3 separate regions of the Mus musculus genome follow, and regions 1 and 3 are each linked to region 2. Evidence: chromatin loops called from intact Hi-C (ENCODE). Cell type or tissue: heart. All regions are shown on one strand. Region 1 overlaps Slc43a3 (solute carrier family 43, member 3). Region 2 overlaps P2rx3 (purinergic receptor P2X, ligand-gated ion channel, 3). Region 3 overlaps Rtn4rl2 (reticulon 4 receptor-like 2).

The links. Peaks named below come from ENCODE experiments on the same cell type or tissue, not always from the same donor. Only the 100,000 strongest peaks of a DNase experiment are listed, where the experiment ranks them.
Region 1: it touches region 2 in a loop (5-fold over the local background); 25 of 42 quality-filtered maps call a loop at or near these places.
Region 3: a loop joins it to region 2, with 4 times the contacts of the local background. A loop is called at or near these places in 8 of 42 quality-filtered maps.

The regions. Positions count from the first base shown.
Region 1 is chr2:84,952,005-84,960,004 of GRCm38, forward strand. Slc43a3 (solute carrier family 43, member 3) reads left to right here. Exons shown (of 13, transcript NM_021398.3): 11 at 3,427-3,613; 12 at 4,268-4,382; 13 at 5,682-6,505. The coding sequence ends at 5,780. Among named protein-coding and RNA genes, the nearest start is that of Slc43a3, 19 kb to the left of the region's middle. In heart, CTCF peaks have their summits at 4,478 (motif pointing right) and 5,281; a DNase peak (open chromatin) is centred at 4,467.
Region 2 is chr2:85,004,091-85,012,090 of GRCm38, forward strand. The region is part of intron 8 of P2rx3 (purinergic receptor P2X, ligand-gated ion channel, 3); the gene reads right to left. Among named protein-coding and RNA genes, the nearest start is that of Gm39868, 16 kb to the left of the region's middle. In heart, a CTCF peak has its summit at 3,874 (motif pointing left); a DNase peak (open chromatin) is centred at 2,684; H3K27ac peaks cover 2,397 bases.
Region 3 is chr2:84,865,425-84,873,424 of GRCm38, forward strand. Rtn4rl2 (reticulon 4 receptor-like 2) reads right to left here. Exons shown (of 3, transcript NM_199223.1): 3 at 6,522-7,271. The coding sequence ends at 6,522. Among named protein-coding and RNA genes, the nearest start is that of Rtn4rl2, 17 kb to the right of the region's middle. In heart, CTCF peaks have their summits at 392 (motif pointing right), 3,228 (motif pointing right), 5,376 (motif pointing left) and 6,980; DNase peaks (open chromatin) are centred at 397, 1,047, 3,207 and 6,977; H3K4me3 peaks cover 2,278 bases; H3K27ac peaks cover 1,864 bases; H3K27me3 peaks cover 8,000 bases.

The DNA of each region.
Region 1 (8,000 bases), 52 kb before region 2:
GCTAACTGCCTTTCACCTCTCCCGGCTGACTTCAGTACATTGTTTCCTGACTGAGCTGTTCAATGGCTCCATACACAGACAACTTTCTCAAAGTTGAAAGGACAAACTTCAATTGACGTGTCCTTCATAACTTCATTTTTAAATATTTATTTAAGACAGGGTCTCATCTAGCTTAGGCTAGTCTTCAAGTTACTATGTATCCAAGGCTGGCCTTGAACTTCTGATCTTTCTTTCCAAGTGCTGGGATTACAGCCTTACTACCATACCCAGCTAACAGACTTTTTCTCCCTCTTCTTTTTTGGTACTGGGAGTAGATACCTGAGTCTCATGCATGCCAAGCAAATACTTTGCCAATGAGTTGTATCTCCAGCCCAAATTCCTTTCTTTCACAATTTACGTCAGCACCCCTCCTCTTGTCTATTTGTTGAAGAAAGTGGGATATTTTTCCTCAGATTTCCCACATTTGGACTTGGCATCTTTTGGGTATTTCATGAATGGGTTCTTTTGATTGGGCATTTTCTGTAAATAGGCAGATTCAAAGCTTGGAGGAAACTCTGGTTTTTTTTTTTTTTTTTTTGGCAAGAGTAAGTAGAAATGGAGTTGTGGCCTCTCTGGTTCCTTCACAGGTCCCTGCTATTTCTGGTCTTCGCTGTTATGACACTGAGATAGATCAGTTGCTTCAGAACTTGGTCTGATCCATCCATTATAAAGTTTCCCATCAGCCCAAGCAGCTAATGATTTTGCAACCACTGTGATCAATTTGAGAGCCATGATTTGATTAGGGTGCTATTTCCATCTTTCCTCTGGCTTTTAGCAGCTACAATTCCTCCAGAAGACACAGCTTCTCGCCCTGTTTCTCTACACTGAGGTAAATGCTTGCCTTCCTCCTCTGCTTAACCAGTTTCAGAATGACACACTGACCACACATCCCACCAGAGACAAGTGGGATTGCTGTCTTTAGAGTCCAGCTGTGTACACACTGAAGCTCAATGGTCTCGTTTTGTGTCTGAGTTTTTATAACTTTATGGGTTTTATTTAAAAAAAACCAAACACTTTGCCTTTGAGAATTTCATACGTGTATACCGTGAGGATCTTACTTGATCCTTCCCTCCCCTCCCCTCCCCTGCCCTCCCCTCCCCTGCCCTTCCCTCTCCTCCCCTGCCCTGCCCTCCCCTCCCCTCCCCTTCTTTTTGAGGGAGATTGTTTGAAAACACATTTAAGCCCTACAATCTATCTGACGTGCTCGCATCCTGCTCTGCCTTCCTCTTCAGTGCTGGGGGCTGGAGATGGGGCTCAGGGCTCTCGTGTACTCTGCAAATGTTCTTCCTCTCAACTGCAATCTGGTCTCCACTGTGTGTGTGTGTGTGTGTGTGTGTGTGTTTAAATTGGCTCTCACTATATATCCCTAGCTGACCTAGAACTCATTATGATCCGGCTGGCTTTGAACTCACTTTGAACAGAACTTTGAGTTCTGTTTGCTCAGTGCTGAGGTTAAAGGCATATAAGGCATATGCTACTGCGAGGGTGAGTGGGTGCATGTTGGGGTGTGCTGGCAAAGTTCAGAGGATAACTTGCGGGGCTCAGTTTTCTCCTACTGTGTGGATCCCAGCAATGGAACATGGGTTGCCGGGGTGGTGACCGGCACCTTTACCTGCTGAGCCATCTCACTGGCCCTCACCATTCTTCTTCAGGCTTGCATCGACCCATCTTTGGCCACTAGAAACTTTACCAGTCTAAAATATGGGACCCTTAGGCACGGCTCAACTTTAGTCAGTGCCCTTGCTGTCTAGTGCTGTGAAAGGTTTGGGTCTGTCTAACTGGACATGTCTCCTGGACCACACTTGAAATTGGCCATTTCTCCAACCAGTATTGGCTATCTAGTGGGAAACAATATTTAGAATCTTCAGGTTAGGTGTTGCACTGGCTAGTTTTGTGTCAACTTGACACAGGCTGGAGTTATCACTGAGAAAGGAGCTTCAGTTGAGGAAATGCCTCCATTAGATCCAGCTGTAAGGCATTTTCTCAATTAGTGATCAAGGGGGAAAGGCCCCTTGTGAGTGGTATCATCTCTGGGCTGGTAGTCTTGGTTCTATAAGAGAGCAGGCTGAGCAAGCCAGGGGAAGCAAGCCAGTAAGAAGCATCCCTCCATGGCTTCTGCATCAGCTCCTGCTCCCTGACCTGCTTGAGTTCCAGTCCTGACTTCCTTGGTGATGAACAGCAGTATGGAAGTGTAAGCCGAATAAACCCTTTCCTCCCCAACTGCTTCTTGGTCATGATGTTTGTGCAGGAATAGAAACCCTGACTAAGACAGGTGTCCTCTCTCCTTGTATGCTGATCCTTTTTTAAATTAATTTTTAAAGTTCTCATGGTGGGTGGTGGACTTCATTACGACATTTCTTATTTTCAATATTTATGACAATGGCATTGTATACATATACAATGGCATTGTGTGTGTTCAGTATGTACCATTCTTATTCATCTCTCTCTCCTGCTGCCCCCCTGCGCCCACTGCCAACCTCCTGCTGGTCTTCATCCTCCCCAGATAGTCTCCCTTCCTGCCTGCATGTCACCCTCTCGCATAGGGGTTATTTCTGCACTCCCACCATCTCCTTTCTTATACTTCAGTGACCTCACGTGCATACTCACATATATGTGCACATGCTGCCCACATGCACATGAGTCCAACTAGACACAGTTATGTTCATTGGTCTCGTTTTTTTGTTTGTTTGTTTGTTTCTGATATTTTGGGATTGCTTCGCTTGCTTGTTTCCTCTTTGAATTTTGTTGAAAACACTCACAGGTTAAGCAGTTACATTTCCTGAAAACCAAAACAGGGTGACGTACAGTTCCTCCTCTGCTAGTTGCTTTCCTTTCTTTCCTCCTTTCTTTATGGTCTTTAAAATACAGCAATCACCTATGTAAACATATATATGTGCCCCTTGCTTAGATCAAATGCAGAGCTTCATTCACACGGTTGTGCAGTTGTCTTTTCTATGACCCTCTCTTTATTCTGGGACCCTCCTCACCCCAATGACTGCTGCCCAGCTCTCTCCTATGTGGCTGGCTTGTACTTGGTGCCATGTGCCTCTGTTGGCGACAGTTTGGGTTGCTTTAGTCCCTTGCTATTACCAGTTCTGTATAAACAATCATTATCAACACCATCATCATCCCTGGTTCTGGGTTGCAGGGGGCAACGGTGGGCGTGGAGCCTGTTCACAGGCCACTGTAACTCTGAGTGAGTTAGGAAGCCCTGTGGAACTGAGACGATCAGACACATCTGACTGACATGTAGGAGGACAGTTATTAACTCTGAGGAGTTGGTGTTGAGATATGACCTGGTTCTCTTTGGTTCATTCTGGTCTTTCTTGGAGTTTCCTGCTCTCCTTTGGGTACAATTACAGGCACCCCTATTTCCTTTTGAACCAGGTTCCTCGTCTGAGGCTGTGGCTCTCTGCTCCATGGTGCCTTCACTGGCTCTGACGTCTCTGCTGTCCCTGGGCTTTGCCCTGTGTGCCTCCATTCCTGTCATGCAGCTACAGTACGCCACCTTCATCCTGCAAGTGGTCAGCCGCTCCTTCCTGTATGGATGCAATGCTGCCTTCCTCACGCTGGCGTAAGTGAGCTTAGGGAGAAGGAGAGTTGGCTGGCCATGAAGAAATTGTGGGGTGGGGTGGGCCTGAAGGTGAGGGTGCGTTTAGAAGGGACCGTGGCTGAGTATGGATACAGGTGGGAAGGAGGGAGCATTAACATGGAGGTGAGGGTGTGTGTAGAAGGAGTCGAGGCTGGATATGGATACAGGTGGGAAGGATGGAACATTCACACAGCAGAGTCTCTGTGTCCAGGGAGAATCTCTGTCTACTCGGTGAACTCTTATTTCCCTCCACTACCCACCTCTGTTTTAACTCTCCCAGAGAAGAGGTAGAAAGGTATTTTCCCATCTTTGTGTCCTTGGCACTCCATTCTTGCTTCTTTTGATAATGCCAGCATCTGTCTTTTCCCTAAGACCTTCTTAGCCTTAGCTTAGCCTGGGCCTGAGTCCCTTCTGTTCCCGTAGGGCTCAAGTTACTACTTGCTCTGTGTCTTGGGGTTAGAACTGAATAGAGTGGGAGAAGAAAGGGCTTGCATGGATGGGTGAAGGGCAGGTCTAGGACAGGGGAGTCGGCTGACAAATGTTCTCAAGCATCAGGCCCCTGCTTGGAGTGGGAGAAGTTGTGTGTGTGTGTGGGGGGGGAATCTGTAAAATTCACTGCAACCTTTCTCTACCTAGATTTCCCTCAGAGCATTTTGGAAAGCTCTTTGGGCTGGTGATGGCCTTGTCAGCTATTGTGTCTCTGCTACAGTTCCCCCTGTTCAAAGTCTCCCCTGAGAGCAACGCTGTGTATGTGAGTACCATGCAGGGTCCATTTCTGGCCAGCCTGTGTGTAGGCCCCTTGACTAGAAAGGTTACCCAGGCTGGACCTATTGCACAGGGCCCCAGCAGGGGGCGCTCTAAGCTGGCTCAGGAGGCCTGGATGTGTTAGAGGCTTCAGTAGTGCAAAAAGGAACTATTTAGGGTTTCACTTCTCAAACTAGGGTCACAGGCAGAGACCTGGCTCAAGCTGGGGCTTCCTAAGGTCGCAGGATTGACACGCTACCACGTCTCAGAAAGCCTGGAGAGAAGAGTTTGTGAGTATGGACAAATATGTGTTACTCCAGAATAGGATGCAAAATCCTCTCAGAATTTCAAAGCCAAAGAGTTTTCTACCTGTAGGCTAACCCTGACTTCTACCTGAGACTGTGGCATATACGACATTTGTCCGAGGTCTCTGCACGCGGGAGTCAGTGTTCTGATTACTGATGAACCTGCCTGCCTCATTAAAAAGAGATCGTCAGGGTGGAGAGATGGCTCAGTGGGTAAGGGCGCTTGCTAGGGTCCTAGGACCCATGGTGGAAGGAAAGACTTAACTGTTACAAGTTGTCCTCTGACCTCCGCATGTGCTCCATGACACTTGAACACACACACACACACACACACACACACACACACACACACATACACACATAGATACATACACACAGATACACAAACACAGATGTACATACACACACACACACACACACACACACACACACACAAATAAATGTAGTAATTCTTTTAAAGCTCAAAGCATAGAGTAAGTATATAAGTCTGTCACTAGAAGAAACAAGACTATGCTTAGGGCATCAGGAGCCCTAACTCAACATCTAGATGTAGTCTAACTGATGCCTCTCCAGCTTCACACGGGACCTGGGAAAGCTCACTAGTGCCCTCTAGGCCATTGCTTCCTCACCCTTGAAATGGGTTTAATAGAGGCTGGCATGTGGCTTATTGGTAGAGGGCTTGCTTAGCATGCACAGGACCCTGAGTTCAATCGTGAGCACTGACTAAGTCATGCATGGTGGTACATCCTATAATTCCTGTACTTGGGAGATGGATTAGACTTTCAAGGTCAGCCTGAGCCTGTCTTAAGAAAGAAAGAAAGAAAGAAAGAAAGAAAGAAAGAAAGAAAGAAAGAAGCCATGAAAATAAACCTAAAGTCCTTCAGGTCACCTTAATGTCTAGGTAGAAAATAGGCCATAGACCAAGTAGGACTTTGGTCCTTCTGTTGGTGATGGGAGTAACTCAGAGTTGCTGGAGTGGCCCCTCTTTCCTGTTTCCCCAGGTATCGATGGGGCTTGCCATTTTCCTGACATTGGTCCATCCCTTCCTGGTGTACCGTGAGTGCCGTGCTGAGAAGACAAAATCGTCTGTGGATGCCTAGTCCACTCTCTAGCCTCGATGATGCCTTTTCTGTTCATTACTCGACTTTGATGATCCAGTATCTACAAAGACTGCCTCCCCAGGAGAACTGTAATCGGCAGTCATAGTTTTTCTTAAACCACTGCCACCACAAGAAACAAACCAACAAAAACCAAAAAAACAGAAACAAAAAACAAGGCACTCAAATGTCACCTAGGACTTTTGATTTCCAAGATGAGTGGAAATTTCAGTGGCCAAGCAGCCTTCACACCAACCCAAAGCAAAGATTTAGATGAGTTTTTAGTTACTCCCTGCACAGGGCCACAGCAGAGCTCATTGCAAGGGACAGGGAGATATGTCACAGAGTCATGCTACCCCAAAGGACTTGGGATCCAACTGACTGGCTAGCCAGAAAGATTTTGGACAACACTTTGTATCTTGCCTGTGAGCAATGTCTCCTCTTCAGGAAAAGGGCTATTCATTGACTTAGGGCAGCTTTTATATATAATTAGCTTGGGGTTGGAGAGATGGCTTAACTCTTAAGAGCACTGGCTGCTCTTCCAGAGGACCTGGTTTGATTTTTAGCACCCACATAGTGGCTCACAAACTGTAACTGCAGTCCCTCCATGGATACTGCATGCTTGTGCACAGACATATATGCAGACAAAACATCCATACACATTAAACAAATATAATTTCTCTAGGGAATACTTTTATACAATAATAAAGCCTCTATGTTTAAGGCAACTACTGCTTCTACCTCTTTGTGTTTGTATGAGCATGTGCTTGTACAAGTGCACAAGTGTCCTCGTGGGGACTGGGTGCAAGGTGGAGGTGGAGGGATCTGGCTGTACATTGTAGCATGGCAGCCTGACACAGAATGGGGGCACAGGGGTGGGTCAAGCTTCTGGGTCCTTGGATGTGAACTCTGAGTCCCTCCCCTTTCTATACCCTTCAACCTCAGTCAATACCCTGTTTGCCTGACTCATGGCACTAGTTGTATCCAGATGGTCCGAATATAAGTCTCCGTTCCATCAGCAGCTCCTGGGAAAGCCCCATAACTACCGAGTCATAGATCTCTCACTTGCAAGAGATAGTTTCACTCCTGACCCCGAGGGTGACCTCGAGAAGAAAGATAGGTGTGTGTGTGTGAGTACCACTTCTTTATTAACCCAGGACCAGATGTGAGAAGAGCAAGTCGGGAGATGGAGGTGGGCAAGATTGGAAAGTCCAGAACATTCCTGTTTTTTTTTTTTTTTTTTTAATTTTTTAATTTATTCTACCCAGCAAAAAAGGGAAGCTGTAAAAAGGTAACGGGAAGAGAGGGTCAGCTGATAGATTTATTTATCTCTCCATCTAGCCACTCAGCAACGGTTTGCTGTACCTTTACAAGGCATCAGGCGCTGTCTTGGGTGCTGGGGATGTAGGTCGGGATGAACAGACACATGGCTTTTCTTTCTTCCGGTGGGGTGCTGAAAGAATTGTCCAAAGGAGTCTAGGTACCTGGATCTGAAGATGGATACCAGAGTTCAAAGGCATGGTTTTGGCCTTGTTACTCTTCTCAGAAGCATCTAGAGGAGTGGCTTTCAACCTTCCTATATGCTGTGACTCCTTAATATAGTTCCTCATGTTGTGGTGACCCCCTACCTTACAATTATTCTTTTGCTACTTCATAAATATAATTTCACTACTGTTGTGGATTATAATGTAGATATCTGGTATGCAGGATATCTGATATGTGACCCCAAAAGGATTGTGACCTACAGGCTTCAGCCTGTCCTTCAAGGCTCCTTGCAATATGACCCCTCAATCTTGCCTCCTCCCCTTCCATCCTTAGGGAAGCACAGCCCATTCTGTGGACCAAGGGCCCTGGTCTCTGCCTTTGTTTGCTGATTTCTCTGTGTAGGCAGTCAATTTTCTCTGCTTGGTAACCCACTGTGTTCAAACTAAAAGAAAATTCTTCCTTGGGCTTTCCAGCAGCAGGGAGTCGTAACACTTGGTCACACCTTCCTTGGTGACCAACATCAGACTGCTTGACTTGGGCAACAAAACTTTGGCTTGCTGTGTACAGACTGTTAGTTAAAGATTATAGAGCATCTTCCTTAGGGTTAGTTACCGTTGCTATGATGAAACACTGTGACCAAAAGCAAGTTGAAGAGAAAAGGATCTATTTGGCTCACATTTCTACATAATAGCCCATCATTGAAGGACAGGAACTCAAATGGGGCAGGAATCTGGAGGC
Region 2 (8,000 bases):
AATATATGCAGATTACCTCAGTTAACCTCATGAATAATGCACTATTATTGACCCATTTTATAGGTTTGGAGAGAGAAGAGCAGGTGACTTGCTTGAGTCTGATGACTTCTGATTCTATGACTCCACAGCCCAAACTTGGAATCTCTGAACCATCTGTCTTTAGCTAGCTGTTAAGGGTACAGGCATCCTGGTACAAGATCTCAGAATCCTTCTAAATTCTATGTTCTCATACAATGGGAGAATTCAAGACCCTTGTCCCAGATGTTGTGCTCATGGCAACTGGGCATGGGGAGTCGGGATGAATCACAGATATTCTTGGCTGGGCAGAGGTCGGGCCTGTGGTCCTGTGGCCTTCATGCCCAGCCTACATCTGCATCCATGACAAATGCTCTGACATGGACTCAGAGAACAAGAAGTTGGCATCCTAGGCTCCACTGGTTAAATTTATCCCGGGAAGGAATGTGAAGGGAACAGGGAGAAAAATCAGAGCAGGCTTGGTTTTCTTCCAGCACCTGCCTTCCAAGAGGCAATAAGCGTGGTAAGATCATTACATTATCTCACCAGCCACCCACCCTCAAGGAGGCTTGGCAGGGAAGGCATCTCTTCTTGTTGGGAGGGGGAATTGCAGAGCTTACAGAGGAGGGTCTAGGCTGAAGACAGGTGTAGCCCTGGAGTCTAGACTCTGCTCCAGGGAAACCAATGGAGGTCACAGAAGCTGTCACATCCCTGGACAGGGGATGGCTCAAGTCATAAGGGCTTGGGGTATCTTCTCTTTTGAGGCACACTTGGATATTATTGGTGCTCCATCATTGGCTCTTATAATGGAATGTGGATGGAGGTGAGGCTTGTTACCTGATTCAGTGCAGTGTACCTTACCAGGATCAATTAATGAGGCTGTCCTGGATGAGACTGAATAAAGATGGCAGCAGGCTAGAGCCCAGAATGACTGCACAGAGCTCTCCAACCTCACTGAGCCACAATGTTAAGGCACTGATGAGAAGAGAGGACTGTTTGTTACAGCAGTTAGCAATGACTTACCCTGACTGTTACAACACTCCCCACTGGTTTAGTCACTGAGAAGACTGAGGCACATTTCGAAGAGCTTTTTCCAAAGGACAAAGAAGGAGTTAGAGTTGGGAAGGGCTAGATCAGAGGGGTCATTCCTAGGAATAAGCTCTCTAAAAGGTCCAAGAGCTGAGAGTACCACTTGGCTCTTTTTAAATTAGCATTCTGTCCCTGAGCATGTCACTCATCCTCTCTGAGACTTTTACCATTAGTGAAAATGGAGGGTGGAAGGAAACTGTGGAGAGAATGAGTTAAGCGTTAATTTCTTATCTTAAGGCCAAGATAAAGAATACTATCTACAGGCTGGAGAGATGGCTCCATGGTAAAGAACACTGATTGTCCATCTAGAGGTCCTGAGTTCAATTCTCAGCAACCACATGGTGGCTCACAATCATCTGTAATGTGATCAGATGCCCTCTTCTGGTGTGTCTGAAGACAGCTACAGTGTACTCATATAAATAAAATAAATTAATTTTTAAAAAAAGTCTAAGCCATAAAAGTCAATAGTTGCGAGAGCAAAGCTGGAATTTAAAAATATGGCTGGTCTTCCCTGAAATGCATGCTGGAACTGAATCTCCATGGCAAGATATTAAGAAGTGGTATTGGCAGGACCTTTAAGAAGTGATTAGGCCCTACCCTCATGAATCTCTGTTTCTGTGATTAATGAAGAAATGGGATAAAGGGTTGCAGCAAGAGCAGATGTGCTGGGGCCAGGAAGATGTCTCAGCAGTTAAGAGTACTCGCTGCTCATGCAGAGAACCCAGGTCTGGTTCCCAGCACCCACATGGTGGCTCACAACTCTCCATAACTCCATTTCCAGGAGATCTGACTTCCTCTTCTGACTTCCACAGATACCAGGTCTCATATGGTGTCACATTACATATACATATACACATACATATACATACACACAAATATATGTGTGTGTATGTGTATATATTATATATTATATTATATATTATGGCCAGGTCTTTAATTCTAGTATTCAGGAGGCAGAGGCAGGCAGATTTCTGTTTCAGGCTAGTCTGGTCTACATAGCGAGTTCCAGGACAGCCAGAGCTATATAGAGAGACCCCCATCTCAAAACAAACAAAAAACCAAACCCAGAGAACAAACAAATGAACAAAACAGAACAAAAGGGAGGGTGTGCTGTAACAGCAGGTCTGGTGGGTCTCTTTAATGCTACCTGTCACTGTGATACCCTGTGCTGCCTTGGGACTCTGCCAGCAAGAAGACCATCTCCAGATGTGTCTCTTCTACCTTGGCTCAGAATCCCAATTTAAAATAAACCTCCTTTCTTTGTCCTTACCCAGCTACAGCATTGTCATTAGCAACAGAAAAGAAGGCAGGACAGCCAGAATTGTTCTCCTCCCCGTCCTGGGTTGTCTTAGGTCATGCTTTAAGTCAGTTCTCTCAGCTCTGAAGCTAAAGGATCTACTGCGTTTGCCAGCGTCTGGGTACCTGGTATCAGTAAGTAGGACTAGCACAGGAAGCTCAGGAGAGCCACTGAGTGGGAAGAAAGACCCCAGCCTCTTCATCTGCAAAGGGGAAGGCTGACCTCTGCTCCAGCCCCTTTTGATGCCTCTAGTTTTTAATTTCTTGGTTAGGAAGTGGGGTTGATGACAAGGACACTCACTGCCACCTTGGCCTGGAGTACAGGCCCTCCACACACATCCTCCCTGCCATAGCACATGCCTGCCGTCCTGCAAGTCCTGAACGTGCTCCCCATAGACGTTGGAGCTCTGGCTCACGCTGTTCGCCCCGCTTTTCCTCTCCACCCTGTGAATGCCTATTTATTCAGTAGGGCCCAAGGTCAGACAGCTGTCATGTTTTCAGTGGTCAGAAAATGCTTAGGGTACATAGTGTGTGCTAGGCACCGCTGACAGTCTGTTAGAGGGAAAGGTGTATCAGTCAGTCATACCATCCAAAATGGGATAGAGAAGGGGGCTGGGAAGCTAAGGAACACTGCTCTAAGAGAACAGGCAGCAAAGACTCTTGGCCTAGGCTCAGCTTCAGGCAAAGCTCTGGGTGACAACAACACACTGAGACTGGAGGGCTGGGAGAGAGGTGGAGATAGAATTCCCGGCTAAGAGAATAGCAGGCTCTTGTGGGAAAGGACACCGTGGTTTGGAGAAGCTGAGAGTGTGTCTTGACTGGAGGGTAGCGATAAACTGAAGTGGCTATGTATGGTTCTGGCTAGGTAGGACAACTAACAGTGTAGATGCCTTCCCAATCTCATTTCCAGTGACTTTGCCCTTGTAGCTTGACCACAGCGGAGTATTTACACTACAGACAATGGCATCCCATACCCCAGAGACTGGGCATCCTTCTGCTGGCTGGGCTCCTCCTGAGTCTCCTGATTTGGCAGATGGAGCCGGGATGGTGGTAACAACATGCTGTTTTCTCTCTTAAACAGGAAACATTGAGATCTGGCAGCTGGCTAGGTAGAAAGATAGATGCCACTGGAGGGGGACATAAGGTATGTGGAACACTAATTGACGTACTTTATACGACCTTGTGAACGCCCCTCCCACCTCCAACCTGCCCTGTCTATCTGCATATCAGTTTCCCTATCTGTAAATTGGAAGCATCAGCACCTAGTGGTTAAGGGGATAAATTAGCATTGGGAGGGGGAAGGAAATACTTCAGCAGAGCAGGAGAGGGAAAAAGGAGACATAAATAAACGATGGATAGAGCTAGTTGGCTCAGTGGTTAAAAGCACCAGCTGTTCTTTCAGAGTTTCCGAGTTCAATCCCCAGCACCCATAGGGTGGCTTATGATCATCTATAATGGGATCTGCTGCCCTCTTCTGTCATGCAGCTGTAAATGCAGACAGAGTACTCATACGTAAATGACAGTAAGGATGTTTTAAAAAGGTATAGGGAAACACATTGTTTTATAAGCTTGCTTTAAAAATATAAGAGTGGGCTGGCAAGATGGCTCAGTGGTAAGAGCACTGACTGCCCTTCCGAAGGTCCTGTGTTCAAATCCCAGCAACTACATGGTGGCTCACAACCATCCATAACAAGATCAGACGCTCTCTTCTGGATTTTCTGAAGACAGCTACAGTGTACTTACATATAATAAATTAATAAATCTTTTTAAAAGCCAGGTATGAGAAATCTCACTTTAAGTTGCAGATCAGGAGAGCCCAAGAGGCTCCTGTCATTGCCCTTGGTGTTTTCTAGTGTGAAGACACTGGAATGTGAAAGTAAGATCCTAGTGCACTTCATATACAGGACTTGGAAGAACTCCTCTGGACCTGAAGCCTCGCTCGTATAGTATCTGAAGGTGTCATACAAGCTGCCAAAGAAAGGATCTACCCAGCTGTAATGCCTATGAATCACAACAATGACCAGCATAGCAAGATATCCCTGAAAATGAAATAGTGGTACTTATAGCTTGATGCTAACCAACAGCAGTCTATAGTTGGACTTAAGGCTTGCTGAACAGGAAAAAAATCGTGCATCATACTGTAAATCTAGCCAACTACCCAGAACTAGTGAGGTTTCAGAGAAGCACCTACAACTGCCACTTTCTTAAGCTGGTATAACTCCTAACTGTTTTCTAAATACAAATACTAATCCTTATACTTAAAGCTAAAACTAGCTCTCATCTCTCCTCAATGCATATTCTTCTTTCAGCAGATGGGGACCATTACAGAAGTCACAACTAGTCAGAATGCAGAGAATGGCTGACTGTGGGGTGCTCAGCCCCAACTGATGTATCTACAACACAGCCATTTTGTACACCTAAGGCTCAGAGAACATCATGGGGGGGGGCATGGAAAGATTTTAAGAGCCAAAGGACCTCCTGCTGTTAGATAGTGTTTCCTAGACAAATTGGGAAGCAGTATCCACAAAAATCACAATAATATGGTTGTCTAAACAAGACCTGCATGATGACAACATCAGTGACATGCCATGTCAGTGGGGGAGATTTCACACGGCCTCACTCCTAGCTGAAGAGCTACAGGTAATCAATGGCTCAGTGGCTGCTGAGAGAGGAAGAATCAATTTTCTCCAGAAATTAGTTCTTTGATATGTGGTTCAATCCTAAGTTGTCATTCCTAAACATGTACGTAAGAGCAACACTAAACAGATTCAGTAGGGTGTGTGTGTGTGTGTGTGTGTGTGTGTGTGTGTGTGTGTAACCTGTTTTATTTTCCCTTCCTTTACTTAGGTTGCTTTTGGTACAGGGCCTCTCTATGTAGCTTGGCTGACCAGCAACTCCCTCTGTAAACAAAGATTCTTGTGGCAACCTTTGAGCCTCTGCCGCCCAAGTGCTGAGATTACAGGCTGTATATCACAACACCCAGACTCTCTATCTTTGATCTTGCAAGCTACAGAAAAGGACAACTCTCAGGTGAGGGGCATGGTTGAGATCTGAACTCAGGCTGCTCAAATGCCAAGTCTACTAATTCCCTAAGCTGGAAACCAAAAAAAGAGTTGACTGCAGTCCCACGAGGCAAGAAGCCTGTTAAGTAGGTGCTTCCAACAGCTATCAAGGAAAGCACACCATGGCTCTGACTTGATGATGCTTAAGTACTAGAAGAGAGACAGTGCTCAAGCAGCTGCCAGTGCTGATCTGAGAGGGGGAAGAGAAAGGAGAGAGGAGACAAGGCTGGAGCTGTCAGGGATGAAGCATCACTACCAGGCCTACCTAGAAGGGCCACTGATGCCAGACACTGGCAGGAGGCTGCTGTAAAGCACTCCTCTCTTGTCTCTAGAGTGGGTCTCTGCTTTTTGAGGACTGCCCTCTTGCTCTCTGGTGTCTGCAGGTTTGGTTGATGAGAGGTTGATGATGGCTGAGGACCAGAAGGCAAGTGTACTGCTTCTCAGTCCCATCTTGGCTGTGCCTGTTTGTGCCTGTGTGCTGCATATGCCAGGGATCCTCGTTTAAATCTAGACACCCATTTCTCCCACAACGACTACAAATCTAGGGTGGTAATGGCTCCCAGTTTTCCTATCTATCTGCCTCTGCTCCTGTGTTGGTTCCTCAGGTGTACATTTCTCCCCAAGCTCTGGCTGACTGTGTTTTCTTACTGAGATGTTCACAGAGACACCTACCTGTTCTGTGACCAAACCAAACATTTCAACGCTGGACCAAACTGAGCCATTCTGAGGCCTGACAGTAGTGAGATGCTTTACATGTGTTCCCTTGTGCCATCCGCGGGGACAGATAAAGGATGAGTAAGTACAAACGCCAATTGCTGTAATAAATCATTTGTCAGAGGTGCTTCTGTGGGGCAGGGTTGAAGCTCCATCCCAGTGTGACAGGGCTATAAATAACAGTGCACCCTTCAGCAGCCCCAGCTTCCAAAGCCCTTCCCTGGCCATGCCCCTAGACACCTATGTGTGTTAATTTAGGCTCTCAGAGTTTACAGAGTCTTTACAGCCCATTTTATAGAAATAGAAACAGGTTTACAGAGGGAATGAGACTTGCTCTCAATCACACTTATTCCCTGGGCTGGAATCCATCCATACCCTGGGCTCTAACTAGTTCATCTTTGTTTCATGATGATGGTGGTGGTGGAGATGGTGATGATATGATGGTGGCAACAACTATTATTATTAAAAACAGAGTCTCACTATATAGCCTAACCTGTCCAAGTTGGCCTGGAGCTCACTATGTAGACCAAGATGACTCACAGCTCAAAGAGCTCTGCATGCCTCTGCATCCTGAGTGCTAGGTGTAAAGGTAGATATTGACTGTTCTTTTTGCTTTGTTAGTCTCCTGTAGTCCAGCCTGGTCTCAAAGTCAATATGTAGCTGAGAATGACCTTGAATTTAGGGTCCTCCTGCCATAGTCTCCCAAATGCTCAAATTACAGGTGTGTACCTCCATGTCTAGTTTTGTTCTTGATTGGGCATCAGAAACCAGGGCCTTGTGTATACTAAGCAAATAGTCTACAACTGAGCTACACCCCCTTTGTTTTAGTTATTCTTAGCTTAATTATTCTTAGTCATCTCTCAGTATTTCCAAAAGGTTGATTCTAGAAGCCCCGTGGACACCAAAACCCATTTTATATAAGGCTCAAACCCTTTATATAAAATTGCATAGTGTTTCTCTATAAACTGTGCCCCTTGCTTTGTTTGTGTTAGAGCCTCCCTAGATAACTTATAATGAATGCCTAACAAAGTGTACATTTTGTGCAAATAGTGGTTCTTCTGTATTTTTTAGGGTATAAGAAGGAAACAAAGCCAGCTCTTCTTTGGGGTGTGTATAATTGCTTCCTCAAATGTCTTTGATCTACATTTGATAGTGTCCACAGATATAGAGCCCACAGCTAAGGAAAGCTGCCTGCATTTTTATGGATAAACAATTTTGCTATTTGGGTTCAGGTTTATCATTCCCTTGATCACAGGAACTTGCCTCTTTCAACTCTCTGTCCACCATGAAGCTCAGCATGTGATAGAACTAGAAGCTGAAAGAGACCTTCAAAGTCATCTCATCATTATCTGTAAGAGTTTTCATCCCTGAGGCCTGAACACTCCTGTGCAAGGAAGCAGGCAGCCAAATTTATCTTTGAGTAGTGCCAGCCATTGCAAGGGCTTCCCCATGCCGAGCTGACATTCAGCAGTGTTTGCTGAATGGAGAAGGGTTTTTAACACGGTGCACAAATCCCTTGGAAGCACTCATATATCTGTTTAGAAATGATTTGTCCTCCCATAGAGTAGTGGAAACTCCTTTCTAAAGCAGGACTCAAAACTGTTAAACCAGCAGGAAAAACAGCAATAAACATGCAGGATCCGGGTTTGACTTGGGAAGGAAGAGTTGGGCCTGGAATTTGGGTTTCTCTGTGAAGGAGGTGCTGTTCTCAGCAAAGCTTTGCCTGCTGGGAAGTCATTTTGCCAGCTGAAATACACTTTTACAGTTGATTCCGTACCGATAGGAAAATATCGCCTGGCAGTCTCTTTGCATCTGGGACGGGGG
Region 3 (8,000 bases), 140 kb before region 2:
CCCTGCTCGTTCTGAGTTCTCTTGAGGAATAAATAAAGAATGGCCCACCCATCTTCAAATGACAAAACTGCACGAGGTCTGGAGAGAAGTCACGCAGCAGATGGTTGCTTTAAGCAGACTCCTGACTCTCTATGTGGCCTTTTGTGCACACACACACACACACACACACACACACACACACACACACACACACAATCTCAGAATGGGAGAAATCCTGTCAGTGAGGCTGGCTAGCTCCCAAAGGCCCTGCCGGGGTCTCCCTGCTCTCTGCCCAGGACTCTAATTTTGTGAGCCTCAAGCCATCTAGTGACCTGTTTGGCATCCCACCAGTCAGTTCTCTGATGAAGGCAGGTGGTGGAAGCCCAGCGTGTGGGCGCGCGGTACTCAGTATGCCCAGCAGGCGGCGCTACGTGTTTGAGGGTGGCCAAGTAGGGGGTGGCAAGCCAGTAGGGGAACCCCCGACCACTGTGCTGAAATCCACGCTTCTGGCACCTATGCCTCAGTTTCCCTACCTCTGGTTGCTCTGCCCTTTCTCGACGTCTCTTCTTCCCAGACCCACCAGTCTTGCACTCTCTCTCAGGCCCCACGGACCCTCCGGAGGAAAGGGACTTCCACAGCTAACTCTGCGCAGCTGAGGCAGGGGCTGAGTGAGAGGTGGAGGTCGACGTGTGGACCTTCTAGGAGAGGGGTGTCATCATTGTTCCATTCCTGGGGATGGGAGAGTTTGGGGAGGGGGCTGGGTAGGGACGGAAGCAAGCTAGAGCCGTGTTTGTCGCGGCGCTGCCTAGAGGAACAGATGGCTGGGGAGGGGAGAGGGTGCCTTGCCGGGAGGAGGGGTGCGGGGGCCGGAGGATGAGGAACGAGGAATTTCGACGCCCGAGTCTCCCGGGAGAAGTCCCCCTCCTCATCTCTTCCCAGAAAGAGGGGCGGGCAAGCGCCTGTGGTTTCCCAAGGAGCCCCAGCCTCTGCCCCGCCCTTTGAGAGGTCCACCGCCCAGGGATGCGTCCCGGGCTCGCTTGCTCCTTCGGAGGGACTGGCTAGAGGCCACGGGGAACCGCCTGGGGCTCAGGGGTTAATGGGGCTGCGATCCGAGGGACGAGGGGGCGGCAGGAAGCGCTCTCTGGGTTGGGAGCGAGTTCAGGGATCGCAAACAGCTCTGGGGAAACGTGTTAATTGGAACTTTATGCAGATGAGCTGGGACTGGGGGCTGCCGGAGAGAACAGGTCAGAAGGATGCTGGACACAGCTGAATCCCCGCGGGTGCAGAGGGCCCTGGTTAAGGAGGTGACACACACGAACCTATAGATTCCTGGGATTCACCCTATAGAGGCATACTGGTCTTGAGGAATGAAACGCTTGCTCTCTGGTCCTTCTCAGAAAACTAGCGAGGGTTTGTCTGTGATTGTCCTTCTCTGAATTTTGGGTCCAGCAGTGCAGAATCTCAGGTGGCCATGGGTGGTCATACCTGCATGTGTTAAAGTCTTGCCCCCGGCTACTTCCCAGACTCATCTTGGCCACCTCCCACCCCTATATGACCTGGATCCCTCTTTTTTCACTCCTCATAGTATCTGTCTTGTGTTTTTGTTTAAACAGGATCTCAATTTCTAGCTCAGGTTAGCCTGGAACTCCCTATATAGCCCAGGCTGGCCTCGAACTCATTGCTATGCTCTTGCCCCACCCACCCTAGTACTGGGTTTACAGGCAAGCACGTCTGTCTCTATCATCCTCCATCTTTTATTTGTACCCACTGTCTACACAGAATTCTCACTCACAGCTTCCTCCATGTGTGTATGTTTGGGGAGGACCTCTAACTTTCTTTTGCATTGCTGCCTGCTCCCCTCTTTCCTCCCCTCCCCACTCACAAGATTCTCAGTCTTAAGTGCACTTACAGTAGCTCCCCGCTTGAAAAAAAAGCAGATTCCCGCACCCCCAGCTATCTGATTCAGCAGCGGTCGGTTGGTCGGTCGAGGGGGCTCAGGAACCAGCTTCCCTCCTAATCAGATAAAACGGCCCTTACCTTTGAAACACAGTGCAAAGGCTAAATGGACTGAAAAAAATAGGGACCCAGTTCCTTCTACAGCCCCCCCCCCCCCCCCCCCCCGCACACTATGGCTGTCTCTGGTGTGATGATATCTGGCCTGGAGAAGATGCCAGGTGGAAAAAAAGAAAGCGGAGGCAACAGGGAAGGGGGAGGGGAAGAATCCGAGATAAAAGGGTGAGTCTGCCCCTGGCTCTTCTCTAAGATGGCCCCCTTTCTCTCCTGCCCCACCTCAGGGTTCTCCCCTCTTTTGCCCCATCTCTACTTCCCCACTCATCAGCTCTCTACTGTTGACTTTCTGATCCACATTCTCCTCTCTTCTCATCTGTAGCTCCTGGGAGAAATTTGAGGCTCAGGCTTTTTGGAGGTGACTGGAGACAACAAAAGCAGTTGGAGCCCTACCTTCAAAACAAAGAGGCAAAGCCACTTCTAGGGGTGGAAGAAAAGAAGATGAGAAGAGACAGGGCTTGTGGGAAGATGGTGCCGACAAATACAGGCTATTTCCCCTTTCCTGCGACCTGCTGGATGCTTGCTCCCCAACTACAACTCAGTTATATCAGAGATCTCCCCCACCCAGATGTCCAAACCAACAATACCAACAAAAAGGGATATCGGGAGAAGTAATTTGCCAAGGTCACATAGCTAGGAAGTAGGAGAACCCTCTACTACCCCAAACCACTTTCCTTGAGCATAGCGATCCCAGAGTTCCCTCTCTGGCCCACTCCCCAGGAACAGTGGGATAGACAAGGGCGTCTGGTACAGAAGGAAGGAGATGGATGCTCAGGTTTCAGGACATCTGACAGGTTTGGCTGGAAGCATTAAAAATTCATAGAGAAACCTGACCCCAGCTGGACCTTGGGCCTGCCACCTGGTCTGGCTCTGCTTTTGTGGCCTTTCAAAAGTTGTTGGCCAACTTTCCCTTCTAAAGGGTCCTGGAAGCCCCATTTTTTTTTCATGTTTTATAAAAGAGCTCTCTAACAGATTAGAGATCTAAAGTGGGGAGCCAGCTGCTCAGAAAACCGGGCTGAAAACACCCTCACCCCCAGTCTGAGTGAAAGAACCTGAGAAGCTTAAGGGCTTATGAAGCTTGTCATCTGGCGTCCTTCTACTCCTCTCCCCAGGAGACTGCATGCTCACTCGGCAGTTTGTGGTGACAAAGCCTGTCTGTGCTTCCCGTGACGGCCAGTAGGGGGCAGCCATCCTCTGGGCTACTTCATCTCTGTAGTTTGAAGGGCAATGAAAAGAGCCCTGCCTATGGGCAGGAAGGTGCAGCCTCGGCTTTGAGGAAGAGCTCTGTAGTCTGTTATCTGAGGAGGAGCAGGGAGGAGTTTCCTAGTTTGGGGGAGATGAAAGAACTTTAGGGAGCACTGAAAGTAGATTTCTGGGTTTCTAGCATACCAAGCCAGGTGGCCACAAACATTCAAGCTTTAGAGAAGGCTGGCTGTTGAGGCTGGCTGTTGGCCATCAAGGCAAGGAGGTTTGAATAGCAGCTTCTTCCTGACAGAGAAACTCCTCTGATCCCCGGATGAGGTGTTTTACCTTGAGTCTGAAGGCTGTGGGGGAGCCACGATAGGTTCCAGAGTGACATAGTGACACAGTGTACAGTCTGGCCAGATGAGGTCTGGTAACTGTGGGCAGGCTGGGTTGGAGGGTGGGAGTGTAGAAAAAGCTGAGTAGAGCTGACTTCCCTTTTCATTTATATTCTAAGCATGAGGTAATGAGCTTCAGCAGGGAGGTGGTAGGGGCTAGGAAGGAGAAGATGGACAGGAGCCAGGAGGGGGGCTTGGGAACTGACTAGATGGAGGAGATTAGAGAAGGGAGGAGCTAAAGCCAACCACACTGGGTGTCTGGGGGAAAAAAATGAAGCATGCAGAATGGGGACACACTCACAGAATGTGGGAGGTGAATGGATTTTGTTTCTTTCAGGAGTCAGGAATGGATGCATTCATTCCTGGACCCTCTGGCCTCAGTTTCCTTATCAGGACATTGGTGGGGGTTGGGATACACAGTCTTGCCCATCTCTTCTATTTTGGGGTATATGGCTCACAGCTGTCAATCTGGATTGTTTGGAGAAGCTGGGGATCTGAGCTTGTGAGATTGCTGAGGGTGGGGATCTGGATGAGAGAGAGGGTGTGGGTCTAGGTCCACATATCTGAGGTGCATCTGCCTGTTTGTGGGACCCGTGGGTGGCTGGTGTGCTTACACTTGCCGAAAAGCTCCATTTTGTGTGTGTGTGTGTGTGTGCGTGCACGCGCGCGCACAAGCACGCGTGCTTGAGTGTGAGGGAGAGCTAGAGAGTGTGAGTGTGCACGTGATGGGCGTCCCTTGGTCGGTCTGGGCTAGCAGTGGCTGTGGGGCGGGGAGTGGGGAGCAGTATTGCTCTAGGCTGCTTCCTGAGGCCCTCACACACTCCTCCTGCTCTCCTTGTTCTGAAATAGCATCTGGACCGAAGGTCCATGAATATTTCACAACGATAATTCTGTGACCTGGACAGCCTGCCTCTGATTTACCAGCAGACTCCCCTCCCCTGCCCTGGCCCAGCAGCCCCTCCTCCAACACAGCTCTTTCCTAGCTCACATCTCCCTTTACCTTACCTCCACCCCCTTCATCTCCCAGTCTCCCTCATGAGCTTTCTCAAAGCCAGCCTAACACAGGCCCTTATAAGACCCTGAGCCTAGAGCTCTCCAGTTCTGACCTCTGTTCTCATTGGTCTCTCATCCATTTCACATTCTCATCTAAAGTCCCTCTGCTACAGGCTTTGGAGACCAATCCTCCCTGTGTCTACCACCTCTTCCAATCATCCATGCACATCACTGGTCAGCCTTATAGAAGTAGCTCAGTCCTGAAACCCTAGCACCCGGGTCTCTCCTGTTCTGCCATTCCCACCTCTCAGCTTACATCCTTAACTCTGGATCCTAGATCTTTTCCATCTGATGAGTCTCAAGGCTAAGCCTTGAGCCCTGCCCCCAGCCTCTTTACTTGCCCAGGAGAGGGAGCTCCCAGTCACATTGCAGTGTAAGGCAACCCAACTTGAAATCTTGGTCTCTTGATTACCTTAACCTCTTAGCCTCTTGTAATCTGCTCAGAGAACTGCTTCCTTGGCTCGATCCACCTATGAAGGCTTCTATCTCACTGGAGCAAAGAGAGAAAGACCAGATGGCTGTTGAATACTTCATATGGGGGGGCATTCAACAAAGAAGGCAAACACGAGCTGAAATCTACTTTTAGTTTCTGCTCTTTCAGTCTTCTGTGGTGTCATTGTGCTCTCCTGAGGAAGACCTGCCTTTTCCAGAGATGCCCACAGCCATATTTAGGCTGTTTGTGACCTTGGATATCTAAGTTACAACGCCTCCTGGTGGGGACAGTGGGAGCTGCATTTCTTTCTTGGAGACCTTTTAGCCAGGCACCTCCACTCCTTGCTCAGCCACCAAACACTTCAGGGCTGGTGGTAGCTGCTTCTCTTGGGCAAATTGGTGCCACCAATACACATATCCAACACCCAGCTAACTCAAGAAACAGAAGGTTTGGGGGGATCAGAATGACCTTGAGGCCCAGGACAGGGGACGTTGGTGTGGCAGGAAATACTGGTGGCTTCTCTTTCAGGTCTAAGTACTACTTCTGCTTTTGAAGTCTCTTTTTCGAGACAGGTTTTCTCTGTGTAACAGCCTTGGGTGTCCTGGCACTCTCTTTGTAGACCAGGCTGGCCTCGCAGAGATCTGCCTGCCTCTGCCTCCTGAGCGCTGGGATTAAGGATGCATGCCACCACTGCCCCGCTGCCTTTGAGGTCTTGAGGAAAAACAAAAAACAAAACAAAACAAAAAACAACAAAAAAAAATCTTACAGGAGATAAAATAATAGAATTTTTTAATAAATTTTCCCCCAAACAATTTCTTTTGATCTTCACCACACAGGGGCCATGGTGGAGAGGAAACTCTGTCCAGGCACCCTAAAAAGTGTCCTGGGTAGACTTAGGAGAAAAGTATTCCTCCCGTGTCAGGAGGCAGGAGGCTGAAGGGATCAGGACAAGCAGGGTCCAGGGGCCGCCTGGGCCTTGCTGAGACATCCCTCTGATCAAGGGAAGGAGGAGAGGCTCCCAGCGGGAGCTTTCAAAGGCTCTGCTGGTGGAAGGTGCTCTGCAGACAAAAGCCCCTTCGAGTCCACTGTGGGGCCCTTGGAGAGAGGAGCAACGGCTGCCCGGGGTGCCAAGTCCCAGCCTTGGGATGGGGGAGGAAGAGTTAATGGCTAGAATCAGGGCGAACGGAGCCAAACCACCTTACACACCGTCTTAAGGGCTGCCATACTTAAGTCACAACAGCCCAGAAGGCAAATGAGGCAGCCTGGTCCAGGGGAAGAAAAAGAGCGAGGAGGCCTAGGAAAGGTACCAGGCCGGGTCGCAAACAAGAGGCGAAGATGGAGCTGAGGCTCCTTGGGGCAGAGAAGGGGAGCGGGGCCAAGGCGTGGCCTCTTCCGTCTAAGCACCGCAGTCAGAGGTGATGGAGCGCCAGGGGCAAGAGGCAGAGCAGAGGGGTGCGCAGCCCGGCCGAGAGCGCGGGGCCACGCGAGTCTGCGGGCGCCTGGCACGCGGCCCCGGGACACGTCTGCTCGCCCCGCTGATCCTCGCCGCCGTAGCCCCCCCAGTAGTCGTCCTCGGTGGGCGCGTCCCCGCCCTGGCGCCCCCGCGAGTCCTCGGCGGGCAGATCTCGGTAGAGCGTGGACGGGTCTGCGGGGGGAGCGCCAGCCTCGGCCACGCCGTACAGGTGGTTGGAAGAGCTGTTGCCGCGGGCGCGGCTGCCCGGCCGCGTGGGCGTGGGCGGCGGGCACGCTTGGAAATCGGAGTCGCGCAGCGCGCGCAGGTCCCGGCCCTGGCGCTCGGGCGGGGTGGCGCAGGTCACGTCGGAGCTGGACACCCGCGCGCGCTGGAACCAAGCCCAGAGCGGCCGAGCGCGGCAGTCGCACGCCCAGGGGTTGGCGTTGAGCCGCAGGAACTCGAGCGCCGGCAGGTCGGCCAGCGCCTCTCCCGGCAGCGAGGCCAGGCTGTTGTTGAACAGGTAGAGGATGGTGAGGCGGCTGAGGCCGTGGAAAGCCGCGCGGTGCACGCCCTGCAGCCGGTTCCCGTGCAGCAACAGCCGGTCCAGGCTGCCCAAGCCGCGGAACACGTGCTCCGTGAGCAGCCGCAGGCGGTTCCCGTGGAGGAAGAGGTGGCTCAGGTTGGCCAGGTCCGCGAACAAGTCATCCTGGGTGGGGGATGGAAAGAGAAGAGAGTGGCTTGAGACACGGTCGGGAACTCCACTCGAGGACCTAGGGGAGGGGCAAGGAAGGCGTAATGGCTTGGTGGAAAAGTGGGAAAGGGCTCATGCATCGTATCCCAGCTGTGTAACCAAGAGGATCTCCTGCCTCCCCGTCTTGATTTCTGAGATTTCAGGCTACCAAAACAGTTTAATGTGGTTCTGGGGATCAAACCAAGGGTTTCAAACATGCTAGACTGCATCTTATCAACTGAGTCTGAGCCCTGAACTTGAAATGTACGCATCTTCTAACCTATTTCCTATGGAAAAAGCTACACAATTGAGGTCAGTGGGTCACGTTCCCCAGGGCCACAAGGGACCGAACCCAGTACAACAATGCCAGGCAAGAACTCTACCGCTGAACTGTAGCTCCAGCACCGTTTTACATTTATATTTTGCGACAATCTCACAGAAATGTCCAGGCTGGCTTTGAACTTGCTGCTTAACCTAGGTGATCCGTGAACTTGACATTCCTGTGCTTCAACCTCTTGAGTAGCTTGAATTAACACTCAGTAACACAATACCGGGTTATATCACTGGGTCTTACTTATTTAACGTTATCCCAGCGTGTGTGTGTGTGTGTGTGTGTGTGTGTGTGTGTGTGTGTGTGTACACGCGCGTGTGCATGAGGGCGTGTGTGTACAGAATTTGTAGGAGTGGGTCCTCTCCTTCCATTAT